Regions from separate parts of the Homo sapiens genome. Here all the other regions are linked to region 1. The links are chromatin loops, found by intact Hi-C in ENCODE. Cell type or tissue: endothelial cell of umbilical vein. All regions are shown on one strand. Each heading gives the region's core, and the rest is flanking DNA. Links, peaks and the distances in the headings are about the cores only.

Evidence for each region. A loop is a pair of places that touch in the nucleus more often than their neighbours do. Peaks named below come from ENCODE experiments on the same cell type or tissue, not always from the same donor. Only the 100,000 strongest peaks of a DNase experiment are listed, where the experiment ranks them.
Region 2: it touches region 1 in a loop (2.3-fold over the local background); 3 of 110 quality-filtered maps call a loop at or near these places.
Region 3: a loop joins it to region 1, with 11 times the contacts of the local background. A loop is called at or near these places in 23 of 110 quality-filtered maps.
Region 4: it touches region 1 in a loop (11-fold over the local background); 4 of 110 quality-filtered maps call a loop at or near these places.

The regions. Positions count from the first base shown.
Region 1 is chr1:198,931,004-198,938,966 of GRCh38, reverse strand. MIR181A1HG (MIR181A1 host gene) reads left to right here and starts at 1,538. Exons shown (of 3, transcript NR_040073.1): 1 at 1,538-1,741. RefSeq lists enhancers at 1,238-1,287, 1,688-1,747. In endothelial cell of umbilical vein, for the core only: no CTCF peak of the experiment used is centred there; DNase peaks (open chromatin) are centred at 1,426, 2,396, 3,226, 3,966 and 1 weaker place; H3K4me3 peaks cover 3,261 bases; H3K27ac peaks cover 4,899 bases.
Region 2 is chr1:199,299,099-199,307,061 of GRCh38, reverse strand. The region is part of intron 3 of LINC02789 (long intergenic non-protein coding RNA 2789); the gene reads right to left. Among named protein-coding and RNA genes, the nearest start is that of LINC02789, 150 kb to the right of the region's middle. In endothelial cell of umbilical vein, for the core only: no CTCF peak of the experiment used is centred there; a DNase peak (open chromatin) is centred at 4,351; H3K27ac peaks cover 827 bases.
Region 3 is chr1:198,772,558-198,780,520 of GRCh38, reverse strand. No RefSeq gene overlaps it. Among named protein-coding and RNA genes, the nearest start is that of MIR181B1, 82 kb to the left of the region's middle. In endothelial cell of umbilical vein, for the core only: no CTCF peak of the experiment used is centred there; a DNase peak (open chromatin) is centred at 3,730; H3K27ac peaks cover 3,300 bases.
Region 4 is chr1:199,269,439-199,277,401 of GRCh38, reverse strand. The region is part of intron 3 of LINC02789 (long intergenic non-protein coding RNA 2789); the gene reads right to left. Among named protein-coding and RNA genes, the nearest start is that of LINC02789, 120 kb to the right of the region's middle. RefSeq lists an enhancer at 3,928-5,127. In endothelial cell of umbilical vein, for the core only: no CTCF peak of the experiment used is centred there; a DNase peak (open chromatin) is centred at 4,561; H3K27ac peaks cover 2,731 bases.

The DNA.
Region 1 (7,963 bases), core at 1,145-6,144:
TGACCACAGTTAATATTCCATATTTATGCCAAAATATTCTAATATATTAGACAAGAAAAAAAAAATGGAAAAATCAAGTCTTATTTAACACTGTGATGAGAATCCATATAGTGTGTAAAACAGATCAGAGCTGATTTGAATCACATGCTACCAGCTACCATCTACATAATACTGAGTAGTATACACCTCATTTCCTCATCAATGAAATCAGCAAAATAGAATAATTGACTCATTAACAGTTGTGAGAACTGAATGAGGGGCTCTAAAGGGTTTTGCACATTACTTGCCATACAGTAGGAAGGAACCTATAAGTGACAACCATCATTATTTGGAAGGACACATACCTAGTTGGAAAAAGTAGGTATGGAATCAGCCACTTGGGTTCAAATCCAGGCACTACCATGGTAGTAAAACATTTGAGTCTGTTTTTGCCGAGGAGAAATGAAAGTAGTCAAACTTATTCTATGGGTTGTACAATTATTGAATTAAATGAGAAGGTAACTGGCTCTTAGTAGGTACGTAAGACAGAGCAAACTAGTATTTATTTCAATGTTTCCTTCATTTATTTTGCATAACACGGTGGATCAGTGTTATGAAGAGAGTCACTACTGTCAGAGGCTACATTCCTCACCTTTAACATAGGGAATGTGAGACTTGATGACTTCTAAGGTAGTTTACAGCCTCTAAATCTTTACAAACACATTTAAGTATTTTTAAGGAATTGGGTGAATTAAAGAATCCTAGCAAAACTAAAAATACCTTCTGACTGGCAGTTTCTGGACATTCTGCCTTACATAAAGTGGTAAATTAAAGAGTGACTTTGATGGAGAAATATATTTCTTCTTTATCCCTTCTTAGTTAAAGCCCCTTATTTGATTTGTTTTGATATTGTTGCCTTTTATTATTTCCCAGAGTTATTTCTAGCCCTCCTTTCTCCAAAATGTAATAATTACTCAAAAGTTAATTCTGTTGTTGGTGTCACTAATGGACAATTTAGTTTATTAGTTTAGAACTACAATAAAGTCTCTGTAAATGTAAAAATAAAATTTGAAAATGCGTCATTGAAAATAATTGATTTTGTGCTTCAAAACATGACAGTTCTGCAAAGGAATATGATGATAATTTACTTTCTGTCACTTCCAAGGTTAACTGAAGGGAGAAAAAAATACAAAAAACATTTTTTCTGACAGGCAAACAGGCAAATTATAGACAAAACTGCAGGGCAGGGGGATAAAAAGAAAAAAGAAATCTTAAAAAAGCTGAGCTTCCAATCACCTCCCACCAGTCTCTGTGAAGGATGACTTCAGTCCCTTTCTTAACTAATTCTGTCACTGTAAAATCCTACAGTCATTCTTCCACACATAGAGGACAAATAAGCTCAAGAGGAGGATCTAGATGCTTTCAGTTTTAACTATTCACCAATGGTGGAAAAGGCAGAATGCCTAAGCTATGTCTTTGTGGCCAATAGGATAGCTCTGTATCTCTCACATGACTCACTGCCCCTGTCTTTCACATGGGCTGTAATTTAGTTCAATTCAGAACTGCAGATAGTACAGCTTCCACAGGAGCAAGGGATGTCTGAGCACAAGTGGCTGAGTTCCGAGTGACTTTATGAAGCACTTTCTACCTTCCTCTCCGGCATGAAAACAGGGATTCTGCACCTGCATCATGGACAGTCTGGCAAAAGCCTCTGCTCTGCCTCCGGGGACAAGAAACTAGAGCAAATAACCGTTTTGAAATTGTAAGTATACCTTTCTTTCCGTCAAGTGTACTGATTAAAATAGTTTTATGTCATAAACATCCAATATTTGAAGATTTCTTAAGGGTACTCTTTCATGTGTATATTGAAGGTTATTCAGCTGGCAGGAAAATATTCCAGGGACAATTGTTGCATACTTTATTCTGTTGAGGATAAAGAATTAAAAATAAAAGTCAGGCATTCCAAAGAGTAGCTGTAGGAGGCTGTGCGCTGGAACATCGCTCTAGTGTGCTGCTTTGTTCATAAGAAAAAATGAAGGCACACGCATATGTACTTAGTTCACTTCTTTTTGCTCTTTATGTCTAATCAGATTTGCTCTGTCCCCAAGAAAAATAAAAGACAAACTTTGCTGACTCCACTGACAAGGGCACCATAGACTTTCCAGACATCTGACAGTTATTATAATTAGCTATGAAAGACTGCAAAGACACTTGGGGGCAAATAGCTCTTAAATTCTGAACAATGGCTTCAAGCCAGGGCTTTATATGTTTTTTTAACCACCACTTTTAATTTTATAATAAGGATAGAGACTGAACTGGTTTCGGTGTTGTAGTCCACACAATGTGAAATAAAGTCCCAGCAGAAGTGAAGGCGACTGAAAGTGGCCAGTGTAAAGACAGAAGGAAAAGACAGCTTTCTGTCTTAGGATCTAGCCTTCCATGTATAAAGATTTTTTTTTTTTTTGAAATTCCTAATAGGGTGGAGTGAGGATGTGGGGGTGGGGAGGAAGCATGCGGAAGCTTCTTTATAGAAGAATGCTTGAAGAATAAAATAATTTGGCATTTCTTCTTTCTAGCAAGCAAAAGATATGATTAGCATCTAAGTTCCTTACATTCATAGTGAGGTTTTTTGATGGAGTTCAAACAGAAGCAACATACAATGCAGTTTTTAAATTTATAAAATAATTGGAAACAAATGGATAGAATGTTCCTGCATTACTGCTTTCTTTTTATATTCAGCTACAGTAATCTAGCAATACATTATGCCTTTACTTTTAGAATTATCCACATCCTTAAAAAGTTATAAGCTAAGTCTTATAAGAAATTAAAAGGCAAATCACACCAGTGTGATTATGACTGATGAAGATTTTGAATGACAAAGCCTCCAACAAAAAGAGTTTGTGAAAAACATTGTCCTCCTCATTTTTAAAAGAGAATATTAACTCCATCAATTATTGAAAGGAATTATTCAAAGGCTCCAGACATAACTAATTATGGCTTAAAGAGAGCTGCCAGAGCAGAGCCTGTGTTCTAATTATAAAAGTCCAAGACGTTAGGATTCATTTTCTTAAGGAGGGCTTGAAAATAAATACAAATTTTCACATAATCTTATAAAAATACACCATTTTTTTTCTTTGTCTGCTCTCATGTTATCTACACCTCCCCCACCGCCGCCCACTGTGTGCTGAGACACCTGAAGGCTAGACATAATGATCAACAGAGCTCCAGCCTGTCTGGACTCCAGCCAGATTTTTTTCCCCTTCTACAATCAAGGAGCTTGCACGCAATGCATGCCGAGCCTATTCCACTGCTATGTGCAGATCCGGGATGGAAGTCTTACACATACTGCGGAAAGATTAAAGACAACAATATCCCCTTTCTCTTACCCTAGACAGCCTCAATTTTTAACCCTTTCATTACCTTTGAAACCAAGACGTCTTACCCATTCAAAGGCAGGTCTCAAGGGACTTTGCAACTCCCGCACCACATCATACAGATGCACATGCCTCATTTGGTGTAGAAATCTCATCTCAACAGATCTTATCAGAATATTTTAGGAACTAATAGTGTGCTAACTAAACATAATGTAATTTGTTTGTGTGGGGAATGCATGTTTGAATGAACTTATGCTGCATGAAATCTGGAACAAGTCAAAGGTCTGTCGAAAGATTCTTGCAAACCTTGCAGAAGGTTATATACCATTTCTGATGATGCTGTTCTTTAAGCATCTTTCTCTCTCTCTCTCCTCACACACACACATACATACACACATACTCGCTCTCTTTTCTCTTTCTCTATCTCAAGATGCACACACTCAACCAGGAAATTATATCATTATATCACAGAGAAATCCAGGTTAGCTGGTGATGTCATCATATATAAAATTTTGCCTTTGTGGGCAACATTTTCAATCACCTAATCGCTAATGTATGTTGGGTGTGTGCCCATAGGAAGTTCACGTGCTCGTGGGGTTAACCGACACCCACAGGAAAGGACTATTTTATTCGCAGCTATCTTTCTTTTGAAGATGTGTTTATGGGGCAGGATGGGTATGTTTATCAAGATAGATGTAGTCAGAGTTTCCTGGTTCTAGGAAGCCTTATTAATATGCTGTTTGAACATTTGAAAGGTGGCTGAATTTCAATGATATAAATAGGATGTAGAAATGGTGAGCATTTTGAAATCAAGTTGGATAAAAATGCTACAATACTTCAATTTATTATGACTTGGTGTTTTTTATTCGCCACTTAACATTTTGTAACAATTAAATCCTTTTTACTTTTAACTTATTTCTTTAGGAGAGAACAGTTTTGTACCAATGATTTAGAAGTAATGCTCTCTCATGTGCTTTTATAAGGGTATATCTATGGATTAGATAGTAGTTGAATTAACTTTCGTGTGAGCTAGTTCAGGGTTTGTATTTATTTTCAAGTCTGTTTTATGGGTCTTATACTGGATAGTTACTCACCAAACATGTGCTCAGATTTTTATTAATGCACACATTTCAGTACATTATTTTATTTCACTCCAATAAAGTTTAATACTTTTACCAAAACATATTGCCAGATTTGAGAGGTAGATATAGAACAACTCTGTATACATTCTACCCCTTAACTACCAAGTTTTGATGTGTAATTTAAATTAATCTTCATTAGAATAGAATGACTGCTATACTTACCAGTTTTTACATACCACGTATCTGATACATGAGTTTTAAAATTTTGGAATTTGCTCTTAATACTTCTTCATTCTTGCGTACTAAAAAGCAATTAATCTGAAAGGAATTTCAAAGCATATATGTATAAACAGCACTACGTATATGTCAACAAATTAATAAGATTCATTTTGCCAATGTATTTTGTGACTGTTTTAAAACAAATGAAAAAATGTTTTGTTCTTTTTCTGCTTTCATGTTACTATTGTTAAGAAAAGTATGTAGCTAAAGAATTGACACATTTTGTACTTAGAGAAAACAAGCTACACAAGTTAGATGACAGTCTATAGGGTAAGACTCCACTATGAACTAATAAATAACTTCGTTAAGAAATTCTTGGCCTAACTCTGTAATTTTGACATAAACAGTTCTTCCAACATATAGTGGAAGATTGATGATTAATTATATAATTTCCTTATCAAAGATTAAAATGGGCAAATAGTTGTGTTTAAATTTTACCTACTTTCAAAAAACAATACATGACATTGCCCATTGGGTACAGGTTACTGAAAAGGCATCTTTCAAAGACAAGAAGATAATGGACTTGATTGAAATAGTTGAACTACGTAACGCCAATTCAAGAACAAATGGTTTTTCAGAGCATAACGGAGAAAGAACAATTTACTATAGTACAGTTTATTCTTCTTACACAATGGCAATGATTTATTTGAAATGGCAGAACAAACATAGTAGATATACAAAAACAACCAGTGGGCATTTTATGTCAAAGATATGTCAAGAGGCTTTTGTTTCATATATTAGAATATTTTAATCCAAGTATTTATCTGAAGACTTAGCTTAAATCTACATCGTTGTTTAGCATGTGCTGATATTATGATCATGTATGTCTCTTACATGCATGTAGCATATTTAGTATATATATATATGTATATATATATATAATGTATTTGAATATAGTCTTCTGACCCCAAATAATTGTTGTCACTTTATAATAAGAGTTCTTGAAGACTACTAATGTACTTCAATACAATAAAATTCAGATTGCGATATCAACTAGCTATGTCTATACTACCAGAAGGGCATTATCAGATATTGGATGAATTAATGTATTGATGTTATAATTACCACAAATACCTCATGTCAAAGAAGAATATCAAAAGATATGACTCTAATTTGACAAACAGTATAAAATGTGATTTTTAAAACCATCTCTGTTTCTTACTACCATGAAAATGATTTGCAAAAGAAGACTCAACACTTAAAATTTCTCTTCATGAAAAGAGAATTTTTTTTAACTTAGCCTTTAGGCATAGGGCCTGAAATTATTGTGAGTAGATACCTGAGCACTGTGCAGAGAATGCACAGGAACCTCAAGTTGCGATGAGAAAACAAGGGAAACTGGTTTGGCTGCTTTATGTTTCAAATTTTATTCTTGCAATCCTACATGACGACAATACTCAAAATTAATTTGAGTGAAAACTATCAAAGTTATTTTCACAATTTTCAAAAGATCCACTGTCTTGTTGACACTCTATGAAGGAAAAGTGTTCTAAAAATGATTGAATGTTCTACTGAGTGAAACTCAGTCAAGCTCAGTGAGGCGCTGGGGTCAAATGGGCTCATGAATCACAGATAGGAAATGAACTGTGTATTGCATATTTGAAAGTTTAAAAAGAAACATTTGGGATATTTTACCGTAAACAGATTTTGGTTTGATTTCTGGCACATCTTTTTAAACATCAAGACTGCAGTTCAGCTGAAATAACTTTTTATATGTATAGCTAAGACCAGATGGCCACGTGCTCCTTTCTTATTTAGATGAGACTTTTCCTTTCAATAACATCTTTCTTCCTGACCTGCTTAAAAATTCCAGCGAATGAAATCAGCACAGGATTTTCAATTCTAATTGACCATGTGCAGAGGAAGGGCCAGTAGAGAAATCAGTAGAGGCATTGTGAGGCTCACTGCCTCAGTTTTGTCTTTGTGTTTTACCATTACAAGCCAATCTAGACTAATCAAAAGCATTTAATTTTTATTAATATTAATATAGCTGCAAGATTTGTCTTCAATGAAAATTATTTGAGTTGGCTTTTTCTATCATTTTATCACAAGTAATTCTTTTAAGTTATTATTCGCTTACACAGTTTCAACTGTCTAGTAAGCACTTTATTGGTTAAAAAATAAAATATTGGTTGAATTAAGATGAAAGAATGGTTGTACTAAATTAATTTTTCTTGTTATTTAAAAAAACATTATTTTTGGAAGATACATATGCTTTTTAAATTTACCATGAAAATATTCACTATATAATATTCTTGGTTCATTATCTGTATAGTCATTTTATAAAGAAAATATTTTTATGTAAATTTTATTTGAACTTGGACCAGTAAAAAAAATCAAGAATAGAACGTGAGCTCCATATTCAGTATAGCTCAGCGAATTACGTATGTATTAAAAGTGGGCATCTAAGTTCCCAGAATTTTTTTCTTTTTGAAAAATTCTTGACTCAAATAATTATCTTAATTAATTACTGCAAAGAGTCAAAGATTTTTTTAAAAGACATTTATTATTCGAATGGTGAAAATATTAGATGAAAACAAGTTATCCAGACATATTGACATTTGTTTGCCTAATAAAGATAGAAAAAACCATAAACCAAAGGTGTATACTTTAAAAATATATAATAGAGTTAAGAAAAACTCCAAATTAATTATCAGGGTTTTTGAAGTGGTCTCAGGGCAACACTCTATCTGATTGGGTGTTCTTTGCTCATTCTTCATCAGGTACTTTATATCTCAAGCAAATCTATTAGTTGTCCAAAAATATGTGCTGCCTAATCATCAAAAGCCATGTTTTTTCAATTGTTTGAAAAGTGCAAGTCTTATGAATGATAAGATCAATTATAATTTTTTTAAATCAAAATTTCAGAGAAAACTGAACTGTATTTGTTCATGGGATTCACAAATATAAAGACATGTTCTAAGCCACCAAAATATGAAGTAAATTCTTTATGAACATGGAAAATTTAAATATCTGAGATCATCTTTTATATATATGTGTGTGTATATATATATTCAATCTATATAGAGAGAATATATAATTATATATATGTTCTGTGAATCAATTTGTGCTTCCAAAATATAAGAATTTTCCAATATTTGATGATTTTCCCATCAATTTAGGAATTATAAAAACCCATTAGAAAAATTAAGGGCAGTGATTTAGCCAATTCTTGTTTTCCTACCTCAAATAAATACAATATTTTTAGAAACTTAAGAAATCAAACAAAATATACACACAAAAAAAGCA
Region 2 (7,963 bases), core at 2,013-7,012, 370 kb before region 1:
CATCATATTCAGGTTCACTTTTCTTCCGGGGAGTAAGACTATGTATTTTTCACTACTTTTTGCCCTTGTGTTAAAAAGAAAATTATAGCTTAATCTCTGAATCTTTGAATGTCCTTTAAAGCACAACTAGATTTTCGACATACTTTGGTCCATGTGTTGTCTTTAAAATGCACATTTTATGGCATTGTGCTGGATAGAGAACTCCTAACTTCCACTTATGAACATATATGCAAACTTTTACATATGGATAGTTACACATATTCTTCTGAAAAGAGTTTCAATTCTTTATCAAACAAAATGGGTCCACAGTTCACACAAATGCTAATAGCTGCCACTTTCTATACTTTGCTGCCCAACTTTCTAGCTTTCCTTCTTTCTCACTGACAATGTAGTTCTTCCCTCTTTCCATCCTTCTCAGCATTCTTCTCTGGTAAAACCTCCCTGCTTTATTTCGTATATTCCAGTTGCTCCTCACCTTGATTGCTTAGATCAGATTTTGAGTGTGTGTGTGTGTGTGTGTGTGTGTGTGTGTGTGTGTGTGTCTATGTAGATTAACCAACATGTTTCCCTTTACTTATTTAATCAACTAAAACTGTAACTTAGTTAATACTGTATATCAGAATAATACACATCTGCTCATCATATAATAAAGCAAAGCCAGGCATCAAAGAAATTATACAAATCCTAGACTTTTGAGAGAACATTTCAGAGTTTCCCCTTGAGGTCAACTGGCACCTACAAATGTTTAACTAAGCAAGCTCTTGTGAGCACTTGAATAACATAAAACATAAAATTAGTTAAATGCAAAGAGTTGCCTTTTATTTAAAATGACATTCATATGACACACCTCATAAGAGAATGAGTGCAGATGAGGCAAGTGCTGGGCAAAGCAAGACATCCTTCAAATTCTTACAGCCATGAGACTTGCTAAACAACGGAATGTGGAGGACAATGTGACTATTAAATTCTCAAGTCTCATGGAGCCCATGAGTTCACTCATTGAGGTGGGAACAGATCATATGGGACATGTTTTAGAAAGGTAAGCTATTTGTAAACATGCAAACATTCTGAGGATTGATTTTTCTGTATGAATAACTTTCTTACCTAGAAGAATTAGGTATAGAAGATGGGCACCTGCCTGAGCATGACAGGCATACTCATTCTCAAAAAGAATGTTTACTGGTTTCTCAGATGTGTATGTTATTTTCATTCTGTCTTATGATCCATATTCTTTTGTGTGAAAACATCCATCATCAGTTTTCTTCAATGAGAAAATTGATTAACATCTTTGTTTGCAATGTGTTTTAAATACATATCTCTCTGAAATCTCTCCCTTCCAGCCCCACCACACCTTTCCCACTTACTCAGCAGATTATTGCTTCTCCATTGCTAGAGAGAAATGTGGGAAAATCAAATGTCATAGAAACGGTTAACAGAGCTATATCTAAGCACTTTATTATCCTTGTGTTGATTTTCTCCAAAAACAAGGAAGAAAAGCATCTCTTCTTCTCTCTGAGAAACACTTGTGATGGCATATTAAATCCCATTACTTTGAAAATCTGCTAGGATTAAATTATCAGATGTTCTTATTTTTACCTAAACTTCTTTGGAATCAATTTGCTTCAAATTTTGTCAGGATTTCCTCTTTTTTTTTTTTTTTGGAAGTAGGTTCCACCTTTCTTTCTGATGCTTTACTCACATAGTTGGTTATGATTGAGGAAAAGAAATGGTGATGCATATCCCCATCTTTCTGAATTTTTTATTTTCTTACCTACCCAGAGAATGGGTGTTTGGTTCTGCTCCAAGTTCCAGATGGCGAGCAGCCAGGGTCAGGGCTGAAGCTTCCCTTCTGAAGGCAGGTCTGGAGACCCCATCTCTTTCCATATCCTCTATTAGAGTTCAACACATATGGGATGAGTGGGCTTTTCTCAAGGTTTAGACGTTAGTGGAGTGTTGATAGAGGCCTAATTGTGGCTCATATATATTTTCTAAACCAGCTTTAACCAGTGATAAGGTAGATAGTTTGAACTCTATCACTTTGATTTTTTTGGTCAATTTATTAGCTTATTCTGAATTCAAAAGGAGATTGGGTATGATTACCCTCAAACACTCATATTTAATGCAAACAAACATACTCTGCTCATCCTGGCTTCTTCATGTTGTTCTCATTCAATCTTTCTCTTTCTTACTCTCATCAAACTTAACATTTTTGGTCTGCAACTGCTTCCTTCATTGATAATATATTCATTTTACATAAATATAAATATATTATATGCATATATAATCACTTATTTTATTAAATGAATACATACACATAAATTTTTAGAATCTGCTAGTATTAGCAGATTTATAAAGAAAAATTTTATAGCCTCTATTCCCTCTTCTATCTTCACACTGCCTACTCCCACTTGCTAGAACCAAATATTTTTAATTTTTCTAGTTGTTTCCTCTGGAAATTATTTTCATATGACTATTGTATGCTTTCCCTGGCCTTTTTAAAATCACTATCAGTCATTATTTATATTTGCTATAATAAAGAATGACTTAGTTTACACTATGGCCCACTTCCTCTCCCCTAAGCTCCAATATAGTTATATAATTTTTAAATTTTAAATCAATAAACTGCATTCATGTCTTTTTTGACTCTCATACACTTCATAGACAACCCATCAGCTAGCCAATCACTCTATTTTCAAAATATATCCTGAAACCAACTGCTTCCTGCTAATTGCTCCTACCTAAGTTCAGGGTATTTTATCCCTTGTTTGGATTGCTATGATAGATTCCTATTTATTTTGCTTCTACTCTGAGTATTTGCAATCTGTCCTGCACACAGCAGCCAGAGTGACATAAATGACATAGTTCTCCCGAACTCTGCTCTCCAAGGACTTCTAAACTGCTTGGTAAATCCAAGATCTTCCTCACATCTCCTGAAGACCTTCATGATGTGGATTCTGGCCACCATGTCATTCCACCTTCCCCACTGATCACTGAATTTCTATCTCACTGGCTTCCTTGATTTTTCTCAAATACACTGAGTGTAATCCACTCAGAGCCATTGCACCTGCTGTTCACTCAGCCTGAAATGCTCTTGCTCCAGGTATTCACATTTCATTCTCACTTTGTTTAGTTTCCATTTGAATGGTCTTTCATTTGCAAGTAATCTCATTAGAGAGACCATCCTTGACAACCTTCTCTATAAAAGCTGTCTATTCTCCCCTAAAACCTGCAATTTCCCTTTATACCCTTATCTAGAATGTAAACTACATAAGATCAGGGCAGTACTGGCTTTGTCATTGCTGTATTGCTAGCACCAACAACAGTGCTGCAGTAGAGAGGCTCAATAAATATTTGTAGAATAAATGCATACATAAATAGATCACTGCTACAGAGAAAGCATGGATATTTTTTAATGATGTTCCAAATATGGCATGTTGAAGTCTTGCGGTTCACCTAGAGAAGGGGATTGTTCCATAGAAATATGAAAAAGAGAAAACAGTTGTACTTGGTGAACATCCTCCATCCTTAAGAAGTATAAACCTCTTAAAATCTGCCCCTTCTGAGGGCCCCGTGGGTGATTTCCATCTAGTGAGAAACATAGACTCAGTGTGCCTTACTTCACTCAGGTATTTTGTTTTTTCATCTTAGACATTTAAAAAACTTTCTCCAGTACAGTCATTCTGAGTAGATTAGAAAGAAACCCATTTGTAAATTGTATAATTATAAAATGTATCAGCGTGGCCAGGCACAGTGGCTCACACTTGTGGTCCCAGCACTTTGGGAGGCTGAGTCAGGAGGATTGCTTGAGGCCAGGCATTGGAGACCAGCCTGGGCAACATAGAGAGATTACTCAGGAGGCTGAAGCCAGAGAATCTCTTAAGCCCAGGAGGTTGAGGCTACATTGAGCCATAATTGTGCCACTGCACTCCAGCCTGTGTGGCAGTGAGATCTTCGACTCACTCTCTCTCCATATATATATATATGGAGATATATGTGTGTGTGTGTGTGTGTATATATAAAAAACATATATACATAAAATATAAATATATTAGCATGTGTTAACAAGAAAAGCTATACACTCTCCTTTGCCTATGATCTTCAGTTGAGAGACATACTTGTATAGAAATATTTATTTTCCTATTGTGAAATAGTTCACCATATTGATACATCATAACTTTACCTGCAGCTATTCATCCTCAGCCCTTAGTTCATCTCATATTATATATGCTCCTCCCCAAAGCCATGGTATTAACTATTACTGACTCCTATGCCTTTGGCAAGCTTCACATTTATCTAGCTCATTAGTCATCTCTATCTGGATATGCCACAGAAATGTCAAATGGAACAGGAAATGTGTAATTCTTTCCCCCAGACTTTTTAAAAATATATTTCTTATTTAAGAGACCTAGGAGGGATACCAGATCTCCCTTTCTCATGTAATCTACAAAATCAATTAGTCACCAAGTTTTATAGATTATTGCTCCCTAATAACTCTCAAATCAGTCTGCTCTTCTACATTCCCAGCAAGACTTCTATTTTTCAGAACTATCACTATGATTCTATCACTTATAGATGTAAGCCCCCTGACTTGCGCTAACATTCCTCCAAACTGTCCCCTGTATTCCAGACATATTCAGATTCAGGCATGTTCCATGTGCTCCTACAATTCCCTGAATCTCCAGGATAGAGGTTGACTAAAGGTTACCATGTTATGCCCTTCATTGTTAGGCTCTATGCATCCCTTTAGATCAGTCTCTTGCCAGTGTTCCATGCAAATTCTTTGCATTTGCTGTTCTGAATTACTACTGGTTTGCCGAATACACCATGGTGTTTCTTTCCCATGTTGTTCCCTCTACTTCAAATGTCCTTGGCTGTTGTCTCTGTTCAGTTACTTTCCACATAAGCATTTTTTTTCTCCTAGGAATATTTTTCTGAATTCCCAGTGTGATTTATGTGCCCCTCTTTATTGCTCTCATGACAACATGTATAGATCTCTTTTAAGATTTATCATGCTGTATTGTCATTCTTATTACTACACTCTATATACTGGCTTATTTGTGTATCTTGCCACCTAAACTCCTAAAGGTCAATGATGATGTTTTGATCATATTTATGTCTCATCTGTCTAACCTGGTAGTGTTCATTAAGCATCCATGGACAGAAGGAAGAATGAATAAGTGAAAGCTTTGCTACCTAGACCTAGAAGAACTTTCCAGAACCCACTGAAGCAAGGATGCATCATCAGGTACTGTGTGTGTACATTAAATGCTATCACATATAGTGAGAACTTAGAAATGCAGAGATATGGGGACTGACAACTTTTCTGTTTGATTTTTAACCAGAAAGTAAGCACTACTTAGGTTGTGTAACACAATCCTGGTGTGTGTGTGTGTGTGTGTTCTGGGAGAGGGGAATTGCATAGCAAATATGACATATGACCTCTGGAGGCCTGTTCCAATTCTGTTGTTTCATTAGCTCCTTTTCCCAAGGCATTTAAATTGTTTGTTGTTGTTTTTAATTTGGATTATATATGAATATATATTTAATACATTTTAAATATATATTTCAACAAATAAGACTATCTATCTTCTTAGCATCAATACAATTCCTAAATTACCAAGATCTAAAAAGTGTATTAAAGCCATAGATTGAGGGATGAAAAGTCAATACAATTAAAATTCCTCTAATGGTACTTAAAATTAATTAATTAGTATATTTTCTTTCTTATAACTGAGATTTGAAGAGCACAGATTTGACTTCAGGCATGCATTTATAGCTCCCTTTTATTTCTTGCCATTTGCCCTGTATGATTTATTATGAGCATCATTTATGTAGATTTGGTTCTAATTAGGGTCTGAAAATCATTGTTTGACTGTACAGTTATAACAACATAAGAAATAAGAAAAAAATACTATTTAGCAGATTAGAATGTACTACAGTAAGACATCCAATTGTTGAATAACCCCCATGTCCTTCACCTCAAAAATCCTGCTTGGAAGGCCGTCCCAAACGTTCATTACTTACAGAATGAAAATTACTTCCTTATATGTGAACTGACTTTATTTTCTTTTAACTCTCATTAAAGTGTCTTTGTGCTATATAAGCTGAATGAAAAACGTAACCTACATTATCTATCTTTTGATTCCTTTAATTTGATTGTATGTATCATTTCCATAGCAGGGACCATCTGTCCTACCAATCTTTGTGATTCATTCCTTTCCAGCTATTGTTATCTAGTTACCTATCTTCTTTTCTTTTTTTCAAATTTGATTTGATTTTGAAAAGAACGTTGGAATGGAGATATGCACCTTCTAAAGCATTTACTACAGATTTTGTGGCATTTAACTAGAATTATACTAGTAGGATGGATACATCCTGGCAACACACACACAGACACACACACACACACACACACAAAGCAACAGCTCTGATGGGCACTGATAAAAATGTTTTCTCTCTGGCCAGCATGTGATTAGGCACAAGGGCATAAAACAACTTTTAACACTTTTGACAATAGAGACCACCTCTTTTATTGCTCTGAATTGTTACTGGCACCTCATAGGTGTTTAATAAATATTAATACTGCTAAGTTTAATTATCAATGTAAAGGAAAAACTGATCTTGAGAAAACTTTGCGGTGGGTACACATTGGAAGATATGATTTATTGTTTCCAAAGGAAACCTTTTTTTAAAAAAATTTCAAATGTAATCTTAAAGATTTAAAATATTACCTGTTTTATTTTATAAGCACAATTCATAGCCAAGTTCTTCATTTAGTGCAGAGTAAAATTTCATTTTCAGATCAAGCCGGAACAGAGAGACATAAACCAAAATTGTGGACCAATTCATGTTGTCCAATTGTATGTACAGAATTAAGGCCAGATGGGGCTATAAAACTAGCCCCTAAATCTCAACATATAATTCCAAATGTTTCAGAAAAATAATGTAGAATACCAATGAGGACATAGGTAGGCACTGAAATAGTTTTTCTCTAGTTTCTCACCATTCTTTTCTCCTTCATTCTGCCAACACACACCGGCTTAGAAACTAACCATCATAGATTGAGAGGAGTGGAAAGGCAAATGAATATGACTGATGTACCAGAGACACAGTAGTTAGAAAACAAGTTTGTTGTGTAGAGGTAGTTATTATTCACACCAATGTTGAATATGGACATTAGAAGTGGGCCTCAAAAAATGGAGTCCAGTTTCATCTTATTGCGTTTAATGAAACTAAGAAATATTCATGTATCTTATAATTAGTTATTCATAGAGCTAGAAAGGACTTTAGAACATAAAATTTGTCTTCCTGCCTTCTAGTGGAGTTGGACTCCAGCACAATGAACACTTGAGTTGTTTAGACTGTTTTTGGGGTATGTCTATCCAGAGAGTCAAATGGGACACTTTTGATAAAATGAAGGTGTATAAATCAGTCAAATAAGAGGTCTGATTGATTTTACTCACACCCCACCTGCACTCAAAATTGTCTCATTGGAAAGAGAAACTGTCATGTGATGTTTATTTTTCAATGATCTCGTCTACTTATGTAAGTGTCTTGTCAAGGTATAAGAGGTGTACTTAGAACCAGTAACTGCTTCACTGAGAGACATATATAATTATAGAGACTATCTATATATAACTTTTGAATAAGAACACTTCACTCCAAAAAAGGATGTAAAATAACTTATAAAGTGCAATTCAAAGTGATGCACTATCCCAAATCTTATTTTTTCTAAATCAGTTTTACACATTATGTGTCTGAAAATACTCGAGGCACAGATTTTTGCACAACATCCATTGTTATCTATATAGGACCACAGTAGGGGTAAAGTAGACTCAAGATTATACTTGAACTTTTCAATTTCTGAGGTATTCTTGGATGCATCGATTTTGACTTGAGAGAGGTTAGATTACCTAGTGTAAAATCCCAAATAGTGTCAAAGTGCATTATGGCAATTGATGTT
Region 3 (7,963 bases), core at 1,006-6,005, 160 kb after region 1:
GGCAGCAGGAATCAAAATAATAGACACCTGCCAGAGTCTTTGCAAAAAGACAATCAACCAGTCCTGGTAATCATGGGCAGTGAGGAAGGGGATGAGATCAAAGACAACACTGAGGCCTTGACCCTGGAAGAGTAAGAGGTTGCAAATTCCATTTACAAGGACTAGATGGGAATATCTAGTAGCGTATTGAAAATGTGAGTTTGGTCTCTCTGAGGAGCAGCTGATGCCATACAGAGGAGGAGAATGTGTAGAAGTGGGAAAATGCGAATTTGGACGCTGTAGTATAGTGGAAGCTAAGAAAATATTCACCTCATCATGGAAAATGATCAAAATCAGAGTCACCATCCTACAATTAGAAATAGGCCAGCAGGACCCCTTGTTCTTGGGGACATCAGTGTCCATCTACTAGGTCCAAAGCCCTTAGAATGTTTAATGCCGGACCATGGCATTGAGGGAAAGACAGTGGGCTGTTGGTGTCTGTAGGCCCAGGTTAGTGGAGGATGGGGATGAGGAAATTCGTCTTTATAGTGTCATATGCTACAGAAGTCAGGAACCATGAGGATTAAAATGAATTACTAAATTTAGTAATCCAGAGATTATTATTAAATTTGGAAAGACTAGTTTCAGGAGAAGATATGGGGCTAGAGATGAGAGTTCAAAGATTTGAAGAGCAACTAAGGAAGGAGAAAATGTAGACAGCTGATTTACACAATAATTTTGAGAATTTGGAGTTGATCAGGAGGGAGGTCTGGTGGGCTGAGGAGCTATGGGGGATGGAAAAATAGAGCATTGTTTTTAGAATGGGGAAAAACTTGTTTGTAATTCAGAAAGATTAAGAGAAGAAACATGTTTGAAGAAGCAGAGACTGATAAACTTGTGGAGTAGTTTGAGTCTATGAAACCAAGAATACAGGTGGAGGGGGTCTCATGCAGAAAAGAAGGCATAAGCAATGCCTAATCCTTTGAGGGAAAAGAAGGCCTGAAGGAATTGGGATATAGAGGGATTTTGAGTTAGGAAAGGACCTACCAAGGACACCCTGAATCTTGCTCTCAGTAAAGCAGAAGGAGTAGTCATCTGCTTAGAGTGATGACGGGGCCTAGTGTACTCAGAACTGAAAATCACAAAGGATTGCAAACAATTAGCTTCGCAAAATGTGATCAAGATTTAATCACCAATCTGTGGCAGTATCCATAGAAACATATCTGGTGTTTTTACAGGCATACCTCGGAGATACTGAGGGTTTGGTTCCAGTCCACCTCAATAAAGTGAGTTACACACAACTATTTTGGTTTCCTAGTGCACATAAAAGTCATGTTTATACTATACTGTAGTCTATTAAGTGTGCAATAGCATTATATCTAAAAAAAGTACTACCTTAATTAAAAATACTTTATTGCTGAAAAATGCTGACATAGAGACTTGAAGTGAGCACACATTGTTGGAAAACTGGCACCAATAGATTTGCTCGAGGCAGGGTTGCCACAAACTCAAATCTTCAGTTTATTAACATAAATCAGTATCTGCAAAGCACAGTAAAGCAACATGGAATAGAGCAAGATATACCTGTATTATTATGCTGTTGTCGATATTGCTATGGATTTGCTTAATTTCAGATTTGCTGTCCTAATAATATTAGCACTGAATAGTTGAGGGAAAAATTTCATTTTCTGCCTTACTGCTTATAAAATATGTTAATAGGTAAAAATAGAAATCAAAGCCATCTTTTCTTTTTTATGTGAAATTACAGAGTACAAGTTTAAAAAACAAGTTTTCCTTTAACTCTAGAGGCAGACCTAAATCTTGAGGGGCATAAAAAAAGATTTCACATGGGAAGCTGGATTTTTAGGCTAATGAATGCAACTCTATTTTTGATACTATGCTGTGTGTTTATATAAAATAGAGGAGCATTTTATGCCAATTAGTGGCTTGCAAACCCTATACTTTTTCCAGCAAGGACTAAGCTTGAAAAACTTGAGAAGTTAATACAGAGAAGCGTTGGCAGTGGATCATGCGGTTGGCTTGACTCAAGGCAACAAAGCTTTAGCATAAATTAGTTTTTATTTGTTAAAAGAAAAACAAATTCTGTTTGTTTTTATAATACAGTTTGTTGGTTCTTTTAATTTGGGGGAAAATTTGGGGAATTCCAGTTCTCAGAGAAGTGAGAAGCTGAGCTCAGCATGAGCCAGGCCCCGGCTTCCAGGCCCTGTGTAAACAGCCACATGCGTCTTCCTCAATACACCTCGGTTTGAGGCAGCAGGGCGGGCCTGTTATGCCTGGACCTCAGCTGAACCAAGAGTCCCAGCCAGCCAATGACTGCTGTGTGATCCACAGTAGATTATTCAGACCACCAAAGGGAGCCTGTGGCTCTTCTCCCACCAATCTTTAGCCCTGACTTTTATGTAGTGGCTGAGGAAAGCAAAATTTATAGAATGCTATTACTTTGATGGAGAGATGATCTCATCCTTTTCATTAGTTTTGCAGATAAGAAAAGTGAAAATTGGACTCAGAATTTGGCTTAGTCAAAGCAGACTGGTACAGTACCTGACAAACTCAATTCCCAAGTCAAAGGTCCTTGAATATAAGGTGTACAATCAGTAGACTCCTTTTTCAGATGTCTATGTGAGAACTACAGTAAATGAGAGGTGTGTGTGTGTGTGTGTGTGTGTGTGTGTGTGTGTGTTTTCATCCCAGTCTAGAAAAATGGCATGAAAATCAAATGATTTGCAGCACAGCTAATGGTAAAATCTTCCAAATCCAGAATTCCTGTGATCATTGTGTACTTCACTCAGCAGCATAAACCCTGGTTTTCGTGGCAATTCCCAGTTGAAGTGAAGCTAGTTGCGCCTGGGGAAACTTGATGTGATTGTTGCTAACTATTACTTATTTTCATGAGTTGGTACCATTTCAAGATTTGTGGTGCAAGGGTTTCTTTAGAAGTCTGCAGCCAGTATTAGTTCAGTCCTTTTGAACTTACAAAAGCACTGTCACATTCACAGTGCACTTGGTACTCATGATAACACTATGAAGTGTTGTGGCAAATATTGCTAGTTGTTGCCAATTTCTATGTTCTTCTTCTATAGTAACAGAATTTCTGCTTTTTGTATGGACATAAAAGCCACATATCCCAGCCTAGTTAGGTGTGGCCATATAGTTAATTATGGCCAATGGGATGAGAGTAGAGGTAATGAGGTATAAGTAGAGTTAATGTTTGTAAATTCAGTGCTCTGTCAACAAATGGGGACAGCACACTGTCTCCACTGGCTGGAATAATGCTGGGCTTGAGAAACCTTGTTCTAGGTGATTTTGAAATATTCATGAATAATAAATGCAGATTATTATCATTATAAAGATAAATGGTTGTGTGACCTTGTACACATTATTTAATCATTCTAAATTTGCTTCTCCAATCTAAATTTGAGATACTAATAGTCGCCACAAGGGATACAATAAATATTAGAAGGGACGTATATAAAGTGTGGATGACAGTGTTGTCAGTACTAATAGCAAGCAGAGCCTGGTTTTGAGAACCGTAGAGTGTGGAGGACAAGAGGGGAAGAGATACAGAGGCGACTGCAGGAGTGGGACTGAGAGGCAGCGGCCGGAGTCAGAAGGCCTTCCTCTTTCTCATGAGGTGGCTGTGGTGCATTCTTTACTGAACAGGACAAGACTCTGTGGTTAGTGCTGGAACTCTTTGTCCTGAGTTAACAGTAACAGGAAGAGTGACTCAATATCCAGCCTCAAAGGATGGAGAAGCTGAGTCTGGTTTGAAACTTCCTCTCTCAAATCAGGGTTTGTCTGGGAACTAGATGAGTAGAAATGACTGTTAGTGTGCTCCATAGAGACCAATAGGCCCAGCTAAGACAGGCTGGGTGGGAAAAAAGGCCAAGGGAATGAGAAGGTTTGGGCAACAGGAATTTTTATTAGCCTTGTGGTTTGAGCTAAGTTTTAATAGCCAGTAGACCTATGCTTGAATCCCAGATCTACTACTTAGCAACTGTTATTGGTACCAATTTCCACATCCTTAAAGTGGGAATAATAGCTACCTTTTGAGGACTGTTAATCACAGCCATCATCTACTGAATTCTTACCGTGGATCAATCACTTTCGTAAATATTTGTGTTCGTTATCTCAAGTAATCTTCACAATGCTGGAAGGTAAAAACCGTCATGATTTCCAGGTTACGGAAGAGAAAAGTGGGGCATAAGGAGGTCAGAACATAGACTCATACGATTAAACTCTACTTCTTTGTTGCTTTTCCACTTAGGATTAAATGAGAAAATATAAAGTACTTAACACAGTGGTTGGCTCATTGTCTTGAATAAATGGTAACTTTTAAATATTATCCCAATTTTAGAGATGAAAACCATGAAGCTAAGAACAGCAAAGCAAATTTCCCTGAATTGTGTGACTGTTGGTAGAACAGGGTTCACGCGTTTCACTCCACACAGTTTTGATGCATTCTGCCTTGCGCCAAAAGGGTATCCAGCAGAGTGGAAGCAGCTGCTTCACCCGGGATGGAGGAGGATGTTCAACCAGCTCTCAGAGGTCATGCCTGAACTCTAAGGACATGGCTTTATCCTTCTCAGGATGTATTCTTCGCCTGCTACATCTTGAACACAGCAACCACGAGCAGTCTTCATCCCATGACCGCTGCCCCCGCCTTGTTTCCACAGACCCAAGCTCCTGCAGTGCTCGAGTCACATGATCAAGCGCTCATTTCTGTTTGTGAAGTTTCTCAGCCAAAAGGAAAACCATTAGGTATCAAATTGCAAGTAGAAAGCATCCAAGAAGCTGCCTATTCCAGCACCAGTTCCTGCCAAAGAACCTTAAATAAACTTGGTGAAGGGAAGATGTCTGAAATTACTCTATACTCAGTATATTTAGTTAGATTAATAATAGAACTTGATTTCATCTAACTAATTAATTTGAGTTCTAAAAGCAGACACAAATAATAGGCTTGTTTTTTTTCATTTTTTTTTCATTTTGATTCCCTTTGGGGATTTTTTTTAGGGGGGGTGGTGTAAAATGTTAGTCAATGTACTACTAAGGATAAAAGAAAAACTATCTATCTAAAGAGTGAAGTAGCTCTTTATATTTTTAACCAAAGGTGAGAGGTAAAGTCAAGCAATTTCTCTAACAATCAATTGTTATATACAGCAGTAACATGGATAGAAAAGGATACTCAAACAGGAAAAAAAAATCAATACAACTTAAAAAACATAATTAAACACGTAAAATGTTTGCCTTTATTTTTGAAAATTATCTTATTTCAATACAATATTTTCTGAAGGAAAGTGAACAGTTATGTCCCCATTTAAAAAAAATAAGTCTAATAAGGTAGACACTCCTTATGTTCTACATGACAATGAATTTCATGACACCTGACTGACTTCTCATTGCAAGGCACATTAATATAAATGACTCTCACTAAGCAACAAAGGCTGGAGGAAGAAGTTCCTCTGCCCTGAGAGCTCCCTGTGAGAGAGAAGAAGATGAGCAGGAGTCAGGCACGTCCTTGTTCCTAGCACTTGAAATGGGAGAGGACTGGCCAGAAATCAGAAGAAAACAAGATCTGATGTTTTACCTTTGAGTAAAATTTATTTTCTTGGAAAAAAACCACATGGGTGAGAGTACAGTTCTCCGTACTCGTTTAAATGCTCCAGGAATAATTTTTGGAGGAACTGGAGTAAAGTTTGAGGCAGATGTTGAGACTGGGAAACCAGAAAGTAGTACAAGATCATTTAGTAAGAAAGGGTCAGAATAGGCTGAAAGGAGGCAATTCAACAAGACCAGGGAATAGTTGAATGTCAGAGTCAGGATTAAGCACAAAAGAAGTAGAAAGTTGGATATTTAAACTGTAAGATGTTAATGCGTGTAGTCAAGTGAGGCAGCAGAAAATTAGCTGAGTAAGGAGAACAGGCAAAGCATCAGGACAGGAAAGAAAACCCTAAATTAATGGGCAGAAGAGTTACAAACACAAAAGCAATGAAAGGTCCAAACCCCAAGCTGCAAAACCAGTTGGTTCAAACCGCTAGTCACAAATAGTACATGAAGGAAAATTTAAAGTACTTATAATTAATAAAAAGAATTTACCTCTCCTGGGACAGCAGCAGTTTGAAAAGGAGAGAAAGGGTTTGTATAAAAATCAAGGATGTTTTGCCTTTTCCCATGAAGCTGTGAAGAAAGGAAGAAAGCTAGGGGAAATAAGAAAAGACGATTTGCCTCTCTGGGACACATTCCTCCTGGTGACAGTCCTCTTTCTCCCCCTGGTCCTTCTTAGCACACAAAGTAGATAGGCTATATGCTCTATAAAATAAGAGTCTGCCTTCTTGGGATCTATAAATCAAAGATGCCACAGATATGTGATAGTGAGTCTGAAGTCAATACAGGTCATAAGGACAGATTAATCAATCCTGTGAAGATGTTTTGCAGATGACAAACACTTGACCAAAATGATAACTGACCATGTGGTTAAGGGGCCATATTTTCTCATAAGGTAGTACTTTCCAAACTTGTTCACCTCAAGAGCTCTGAGTAAATGAAGTAGTTAGAAGACATACTGGAGCCAGGCATGGTGGCTCACACGTGCAATCTCAGCACTTTGAGAGGCTGAAGCAGGAGGGTCACTTGAGCCCAGGAGTTCAAGACCAACCTGGGCCACATAGGGAGACCCCATCTCTACTTAAAATAAAGAAATTAAAATAGACAGATGTGGTGGCATGTGCCTGTAGTCCCAGCTATTCAGGAAGCTGAGGTGGGAGGGTCTCTTGAGTCCAGGAGGTTGAGGCTGCCGTGAGCAGGGACCATGACACTGCATTCCAGCCTGGGTGACAGAGGGAGAGACTCTGTCTCAACAAAAAGACACAGCAGAGTAAAGAGGATGCAGGAGAAGATCTAATTCTTGTGCGAGCCTTCTTTATCCCTGCAGGTAACCTCAAGGTTCCCGTGGCTTCAGAACAAGGTGAGGGATATGAGGATCAATGTCAAAGTATACAAGGGCCTCCTTCATATGGTTGGGAAGCTTTGCCTTAAGAGACAGTTTTAGATCTCCTGAGTAATTACTCTTAGAGGCGGGGAGCCGCACAGTAAGAGGAATGGATATAAGCAAATGTCAAAGTTAAACAGAAATCTTGGAAAATGTTGTATAGGGAAACTGAGCCCAATACAGACTAAGGTGATGTCTCAAGTGGTAAATATAAATGAGCAAAAGAGTCATTATTTCCCTGGAGTGAAAAGGGAGATCCTGTCTCTTCCCTCTTCATTTTCTTCTTCCTCCTCCTCTTCCTCTTTTTCCTACTCTTCTTCCTGCTCTTCCTCCTCCCAACATGGAACTTACAGTATACAAATGCAAGCAACAGAGGCAGATAAAGAGAAAAGTAACCCAGCAGACCAACAGCAACAGTTTTATACAATGGAAATAGGACTGGTAAAATATAGTGTTGAGGTGGCCAACGTTCAGGCTGCTGTGTTTTGTCAGGCCAGAACCATGTTTTTAAAATAATTGAATTTGAGTACTTTTCAGTAAAGTATATATTTTCTATGTTTTTGAAGCTGCCACCACTTAATATTTTATCAAGTTTTTTCATTTGTTTTTGTTATTTTCCTAACCTCTGAAGATATTTGAGTTTTGCAAACCCCAGCTTTTGAGTGATTCAGAGAGGACCTTAAAGCCAGCATTGTGAGAGGCATAACCTCTAAAGATGAAGAGTCCAGCAGAGATAAGCTTGGGGCCCAAGGAAAATAATGTACAAAAACAAGACCACAACTAGCAGGAAGACAGAAATGGCTTCTAGTAAGGAAATATTGTTACTATGAGTTATCATAACTGTTTCTAATTTTTAAATTATAAACACAGATTTGTGCATACACATTTTTCTAAAATATATATTTCTTATAGTATTTTTATTAAATATGTCTAGTTTACCACTATATTTTGTTATTTAGTGAATTCTTTCATTTCAAA
Region 4 (7,963 bases), core at 1,702-6,701, 340 kb before region 1:
ATGTACCAATAATTGTAGGCATTACAAGTTACTTCTAATGTAAAAGTGCTTGCTTGGTGTATTAGTCCGTGTTCACGCTGCTGATAAAGACATACCCAAGACTGGGCAATTTACAAAAGAAAGGTTTAATGGACTCACAGTTCCACATGGCTGGGGAGGCCTCACAATCATGGTGGAAGGCAAGGAGGAGCAAGTCATGTCTTACATGAATAGCAGCAGGCAAAAAGAGAAGAGAGAGTTTGTGCAGGGAAACTCGCCTCTATAAAACCATCAGATCTTGTGAAACTTACTCACTTTCATGAGAACAGCATGAGAAAGACCAGCCCCCATGATTCAATTACCTCCCACCGGGTCCTTCTCACAACACATGGGAATTTTGGGAGCTACAATTTAAGATGAGACTTGGGTGGGGACACAGCCAAACTATATCACTTGGTTTGTTTGTTTGCTTTTCATTTTCAAAACAGCTTTATTGAGATATCATGGAGGTATAAAAATTGCATTTATTGCATACATTGTGAAATGATGACTAAATTCCAGACAATTAGCGTATTTCACTTCTACATAGTTACCATTTCTGTATGTGAATGTGTGTATATATGTGGTGAGACAATTTAAGATTTATAATGTTAGGAAATTTCAAGTAAAAACATAGTATTTTTATTATTTAATTTATAGCAAATTTAATACTTATTTAACTATGGCTACCATGCTGTACATTAGATCTCTAGAATGTATTCATCCTGCATAACTAAAACTTTGTATCCTTTGACCAATATCCTCCCATTGCCCCTGCCCTCAGCCCCTGGCAACCGCCATTCTACTCTGTGCTTCTGTGAATTTGACTATTTCAGATTCCTCAAATAAGTGAGATCATGTGGTATTTCTCTTTTTGTGTGTTGCTTATTTAACTTAGCATAAAGCTATACAGCTCCATTCATGTTGTTGTAAATGGGTAGGTTCCTTCTTTTTAAAAACTAGACTGGTAGGGTACAGTGGCTCACGCCTATAATCTCAGCACTTTGGGAGGCCAAGGTGGGTGGATCACAAGGTCAGGAGATCAAGACCATCCTGGCTAACACAGTGAAATCCCATCTCCACTAAAAATACAAAAAATTAGCCGGGTGTGGTGGCGCATGCCTATAGTCCCAGCTACTCGGAAGGCTGAGGCAGGAGCATCGCTTGAGCCCAGGAGGTGGAGGGTGCAGTGACCCGAGATCATGCAACTGCACTCCAGCCTGGGCGACAGAGCAAGACTCCCTCTCAAAAAAAAGAAAGCTAGAGAATATTTCATTGTGTATGTATATGTATGTGTGTATATATATATGTATGTGTGTATATATATGTGTGTGTGTATATATATATATATATATACACATACACACACATGAATACATACCACATTATTCATCCATCATAGGACATTTATATTGTTTCTATATCTTGTCTTATGCTACAGTGAACCTGTATTCATATCTTAGTCAATGCTAAATAAACATTAAAGCGCAGATATTTCTTTGCAATCATGTTTTCAATTATTTTTAGATCTACACCCAGAAATGGGATTGCTAGATCATATGGTAGTTCTATTTTTAATCTTTTGAGGAACTACCACACTATTTTCCATAATGGGTGTACTATTTTACATTTCCATCAATATTGTACAAGGGCTTCCTTTTTGCCTCATCCTCACCAACACATGTCCTCTTTTGTCTTTTTGATGCTAGCCATCCTAACAGGTGTAAGGTGATACCTCATTGTGGTTTTGATTTACAGTTCTCTGATGATTAGAGATGTTGAACACCTTCTCATTTGCCTGTTGGCCATCTGGATTTCTTTTGAGAATTGCCTATTTAAATCCTCTGCCCATTTTTTAACTCAGTTATCTGTAGTTTTGGTATGGAGATGTATGAGTTTCTAATCTATTTTGAATATTAACTCCTCATTAGTTAGATGGTATACAAATTTTTCTCCTATTCTTTAAATTGCCTCTTTATTTTGCTGATTATTTCTATTACTGTGCAAAATCTTTTTATCAGAATCCCATCAGCATTATTTCCAGAAGTAGAAAATATCAGAAAGTTCAAATGAAACTATAAAAGATCTTGAATAGCCAAAGCAATCCTGAACAAGAATAAAGATGGATGCATCAAATTTCCTGACTTCAAATTATAAATTACAAAGCTGCAGTAACCAAAACAATATGGCACTGTCATAGAAAACAGTCACGTGAACCAATGGAACAGAATTCAGAACCCAGAAATAAACCCACACATTTACCCTTAACTAATGTTCTGCAAGGGTAGCAAGAACACACAATGGGGAAAAATGTTCTCTTCAACAAATGGTATTGGGAAAATTGGACACCCACATGCAAAAAACAAACAAACAAAAAAACAAAAGCACCAACAACAAAAAAAGGAAAGAAATTGGATCTCTATCACCATGCACAAAAACTAACTCAACGTGGATTAAAGATTTAAACATAAAACTTGAAATGGTAAAATTACTAGAAGAAAACATAGGGGAGATCCTTCTTGACATTTGCCTTGGAAATAATTTTCTGAATATGACATCATAAGCACAGTCAATAAAAACAAAAATAGATAAATCAGATAACATCAGATTTTTTTTTATTTTTAAATTCAGTATGCCCATAGGCATACTATGATGCATATGTGACCCTCATCCATTAGGTCTATAGTAGCAGAGTAAAGGTTAAGAACCAACAAGTGACAGCCCTGTAGCTAAAATGCTAATGTCAGGAGGCTAGTCCTTCTTTGTGCTAGACTGCACCATAAGTGCAGAGAACTGAATATGTTTGCATTATACCCTATGCCCCATTAGATTAAAAAAAATTCCCTGTGCTGTAGTTCTAGACTCCTCTGAGCCAAGTTAAGACTGTTAAATTTTTTTAATGCAATAAAATAAGTCCCAGACACAGAGAAAAGGCAATACAATTTCTCAGGTACTGAACTCAGCTGCCAATTACTTTGGACCTTGAAAGCAGCTGGACGGAGAACACCTGATGGGCTGTAGCAGGTGACAGGTGGCAGAGGGCACTGTAGATGGACCTGGAGGGAGCAGGGATCCAGGCTTTGGCTTTGGCCCAGCAACACCAGGCCAAGTAGGAGGAGACATTCTTAGTGCTGTGGTATCACTATCACCTGTTTCCCAGTGCTTAGAGTCTGGAAAAGGGATAAGCCCTTGCTTCTAAATGCATTTGTAGGTCACAATGTTTGCATTTGCAAATGTGATAAGCTCTCCCTCTAATCTCTATTTCTTGGTTCCCACGTATGTTCCAATTCTTGCTTGAGGCTTCCCTGTGGTGGGGTCTTACAATAGCTCTTACGACTCATATTCTCCTGTTTCAAAATAACTCAGCTCTCCACTCACCATTCCAACTATCTTTTGCAACTCAAATTACCCCAGGGCTAAACATTAAGCTACATATTAAGAGAAAGCTCATTGAAATAATTTTTACCTTGATGTGAGTAACTAATGAGGAGGCTATCTTGACTCTCCAGGGGCACTTGTGTTTCAAAAATGGAAATTTGTTAACTAAAGTAAATTGCCAATTAGTGGACAGTGTTGTGGTAAGAAAAAAAGGTGAAGGAAGTTTCCAGACTGTAAGGGAAATATTTCTGGAAAGAAAAACTTTCTCTCTGTGCATTCTCATTCCTCTTTACTCATACAGGTACTTACAAAATTTTAACTGTAAGTTTCTTGCAATATTATTATCATAAGATGAAAATATATTTCAACATTTTCATGGACTCTGATAATAGTCTCACTGACAATGTACTTTTTATTTTTTTTAAACATTTATTTTGTCTTATTTGTTGGATGTTATCTAAGTTAACTGAAGAACACTTCGTAACTTCCAAATATTTTTCTATCGAAAAAATTTGAGGCCATCTTATAGAGAAACAATATAGAGTAGTACATACAAGACTTCTGGTATTTTACAATTTGTTAATAATGGCTTAAATGTTTTTGCTTTGTTTTGCTATTGGAACTGTAATAACACAGAATAGCAGTTGGCATCAAGTTGGAGGCCTTGCCTTAAATCCAGGCTCTACTGCTTACTACTTATGGATTTGGGGCATGTTATTTTCTCCTATTTGTGCCTCTGTTTCTTCTTACTTACCTTGCAGATTCATTATGAAGATTAAATCAATTAATGCATGTAAAGTGCTTATCATAGAACTTGGCATCTTATAAAGGCTCAATAAGTGCTAGCTATATTATTGTTATCACCTCTATACCTTCTCTGTGCTTCCAAAAGCAGATTTTATTTAATGTTTAAGTCCTAAATGTTGAATATATATTATGTCACCCACAGAGAGGAAGAATAATCTGAGTCATGTAATTACAACTAAAAAAGTATCATGATCTACCCACAGGTACTTTCCTCTGAACAGCACCTAAACATTGTCTCATTTTAAATTTCTTGTCACTATACTAACAGTTTATAAATAAATACACAGTAACCTCAGAGGGAGGCCTGGCATGTCCGGTTTAGGCAGTAGCCAGCTGGGCTGAGGGCTGCTGGCTTTGGGTCAAGAGCAAGCGCCCCCATGCCGGTCATTAGTTGCCAGGAAATGCTTTCCTTATTAGTCATTATTGCCTGAGGATTTTCTAGTGATAGAGTGTTAATACTGTAAGAAATGCTATAATTGCATGACTAGATTAGAAGATATGTACTGTACTTCATTATTCTACTTTGAAGTCTACCACTAAAGTGATCACTTTGCCAAAGAAAAAAATATGGAATATATTTCAAAGAATTTTCAATGTAAATGTAGATTTAGTTGTACAATTAAGAGCAGAAACAAGTAAGCGGGACTAGTAAGTGAGATTAAAATGTTAGAAACATATTCTATCAATAAATGCATTTATTGAGAGCCTACTATGTGCCTCACATCATCCTAAGAAGAAGACATGGCCTGTGATGACACAGACATTTGACATTTACAATCCTGTTAGAGAATCAAAACTAAGAGGTATAAAACAATAGAAGAAATAGCACTGTTCGTGTCACAACTTTGTACTGAGATAAGCAATACTAATTTATAAAAATTGCTTGGCAAACAAAGTCATCTGAACTTAGACAAGGTATTTGAATATGGTTAAGCAATCGGCAATGCTATTTGAGAACTTTTAACCTCGACTTCAAATGTTCCACTTGAGAGCTAGGATTGCAGGCATTTCTTGCTGCCAAAGCCACTTGGTAACCAGATCTCAAAACAATAAAAGGCTAAAAAGAACCTATTAGTGCTATGAAACTTTTCTGCTAAGAAAACTTAGAACAGCACAGAAATTACCACACAGATACTCTTTGTGCAAAACTTTTTACTAGGAGTCACCAGAAATAAAGGTGCCCGACAAACATTAGATGAGTGAAGAAGGGAGAAAGAAGGGGTGTGGGGTGGCTAATGTCTACTGGCCACCTGGGCCTGCCCTCTACCAGGTTCCAGACAGCAAGGTAACCACGTAAACTTAGGAGGGACGGAGCCCATCCTACAAGGCTATTCTGGTACCATCTTGATGCTTTAGACCTTATTTTCAGAAATCCATGAGCATCTCTAAAATGGGTCTGACCTTGGGCTTTTAAAACAAATGTTTAAAAATTAAGCTAACTTATATAATACCATTAACGACTGATAGACTGAAACCCAATTTCTTGGTTTCTAATGGCAATTTTTTTTTTTGTATGGTGCATTTGAGGATCATCTTTGGATCCCAAACATATTTGGTTCTCTATTACCAGTAGCTGTGCTTTAGCAGAATATCTGTTTTTGTATAGATACATTTTATGAAGAATGTTCAAAACTAAACTCTTTAGCCAATAAAGATGTTTCTCTCTTTTATGGAGGATATGTACAGTGTCTTAATAACTTGAAGGGTGGGACTCACAGCATGTACTGAATGTGATGGCTTTTAGCAAACTTAAAATTCAATGTAGTCATCTCATTTACCTGTGGTAATGGGGCACAGGAACAACATAGATAGCTGAACTTCAGAAAATACAGTTTTTTTTTTTTTGTTTTTTTTTGTAGTTTCAACTACTTCTGCAGAGATTTCAAGGAAAAAAGGAGACTCAGATTTCCATTCCTCTCCTTATTCTTCATGATCCAAAGTCCTTGTATCCCAACAACATAGTACAAACAATAACAGTAAGAGGATGAAGGAGAAATGCCGTGTGGCAGACAGGCCGCAGAGGGCCCCCGTGCCCAAACCCTGTATAAATCTTCTTCCCTTGAGTGCAGCAGATATGTGTGACTTGCTTCTAATCAGTGGAATCTAGAAAAGGTGAGGGGTTATTTCTGTGATTACATTATGTTGAGGATTCTCCCTTCTCAGTCCGAAGTAAGAGATTCTCCTTGCTAGGTTGATGAAGTAAACAGCCATGTAAGCCATTCCTTACTTCCAAGTAAGGAAACTCACATAGCCAGAAACTGAGGTTCTGGAGCTGAGGGCAGCTCCTAGAGCCTGAGGCAGCCTTGCAGCTGATGGTCAAAAGCCAGTCCCTCAATCATATGGCATCAAGGAAACGGATTGTGCCAATATCCTGAGTGAGCTTTGAATTGGACTGTTTTCCAGTAGAGTCTCTCGATGAGAATATAGCCCTACTAGCACCTCAATTGCAGCCTATGAGGCTCAGCAGGGAACCCAACTAAGCCCTTCCTAGATTCCTGATCCATGGACACTGTGAGCTAACAAATATGTATGTCTCTTAAGCTGCTAATTTTGTTGTAATTTGTTATACAGCAGTAGAACACAAATGTAGATTTGGGTTTCTGAGTGTTGTTAGAAGGTTCACAGCTGACACTCCTATAACAAATGACAGGTTAGCAAGAGACAAAGCATGACAAATTCATTTAATCAAAGTTTTACATGACATAGGAAGATTCAGAAATGAAGACTCAAAGGCCCAGGGAAAACTGTGCGATTTTAGGTTTAGGTTCAATGAAGAAGGGACAGCCATGTAAATATGTGATTGGAATAAAAGGACGTGATCTAATAATAATTATCTGAGGGGGACTTAGCAAGGTCTGTTTGTTCAGATTCTTCTTGGCCTCTAGCATACCTCACCCAGGTATGCAACAGGACCCTTCTGGAATGAGGGTCTTAGGGCCTACTTTGAAGGGAGGTAGGTCAGAGAATGACCTCTCTAGGTTTTACGGTTTGTGCTGGGGGTGAGGAGTTCTAGTTTCTAGGACTTGCCCTGGGGAAGAGGAATTCTAATTTCTGTGACTCTAGTTTGTGGGAGAAATGAGGGAAGAAGAAAGGAGGGTAGGAGAAATGATGGAAGAAAAGAGGATGGGAGAAGATCAGAGAAAACTTCTTGCTTCTGAAGTCCTTCCAATCTCCTTCAGTTCAAAGTACTCAGCATGTCAAAGTGCCCTACTTTGCAGTATTGTGTTTTAAGCCCCAACAAAGCAAAGTACTGCTATAACAAATACCTGTCATGTAACAGCAGCTTTGGAACTGGTCAGTGGGCACAACCTGGAAAAATTTTGAACAGCATGATAGAAAAATCTAATTTGCCTTGAGCATACTGTTCATGGAAGTCTGGACTTCAAGTATATTGATAGTGTGGGCTCAGAAGAACATGAGGAATATTTCATTGGAAACTGGAGGAATGGGATCCTTGCTATTATATAGTGTTAGAAAGCTTGTCTCCTGTAGTTTCATGGAAGGCAGAACTTGTAAGTGACAAAGTTGAATATATAGCTAAGGATATTTCCATGCAATGGTCAGTTGGATTGCCATTGGGCTGCTTGGTTTCTTCTTACCGCTTATAATAAAATGCAAGAAGAGAAAGATAAATTGAGGAAAGAACTGTTAAGTACAAAGAAACCAGGATTTGATAACTTGAAACTTCCCAGCCTTTACAGAGGGTAAAAGATTCTAACATGAGGAGATGTTTTCCTGGCAGGAAAGCATGCTTTAGAGA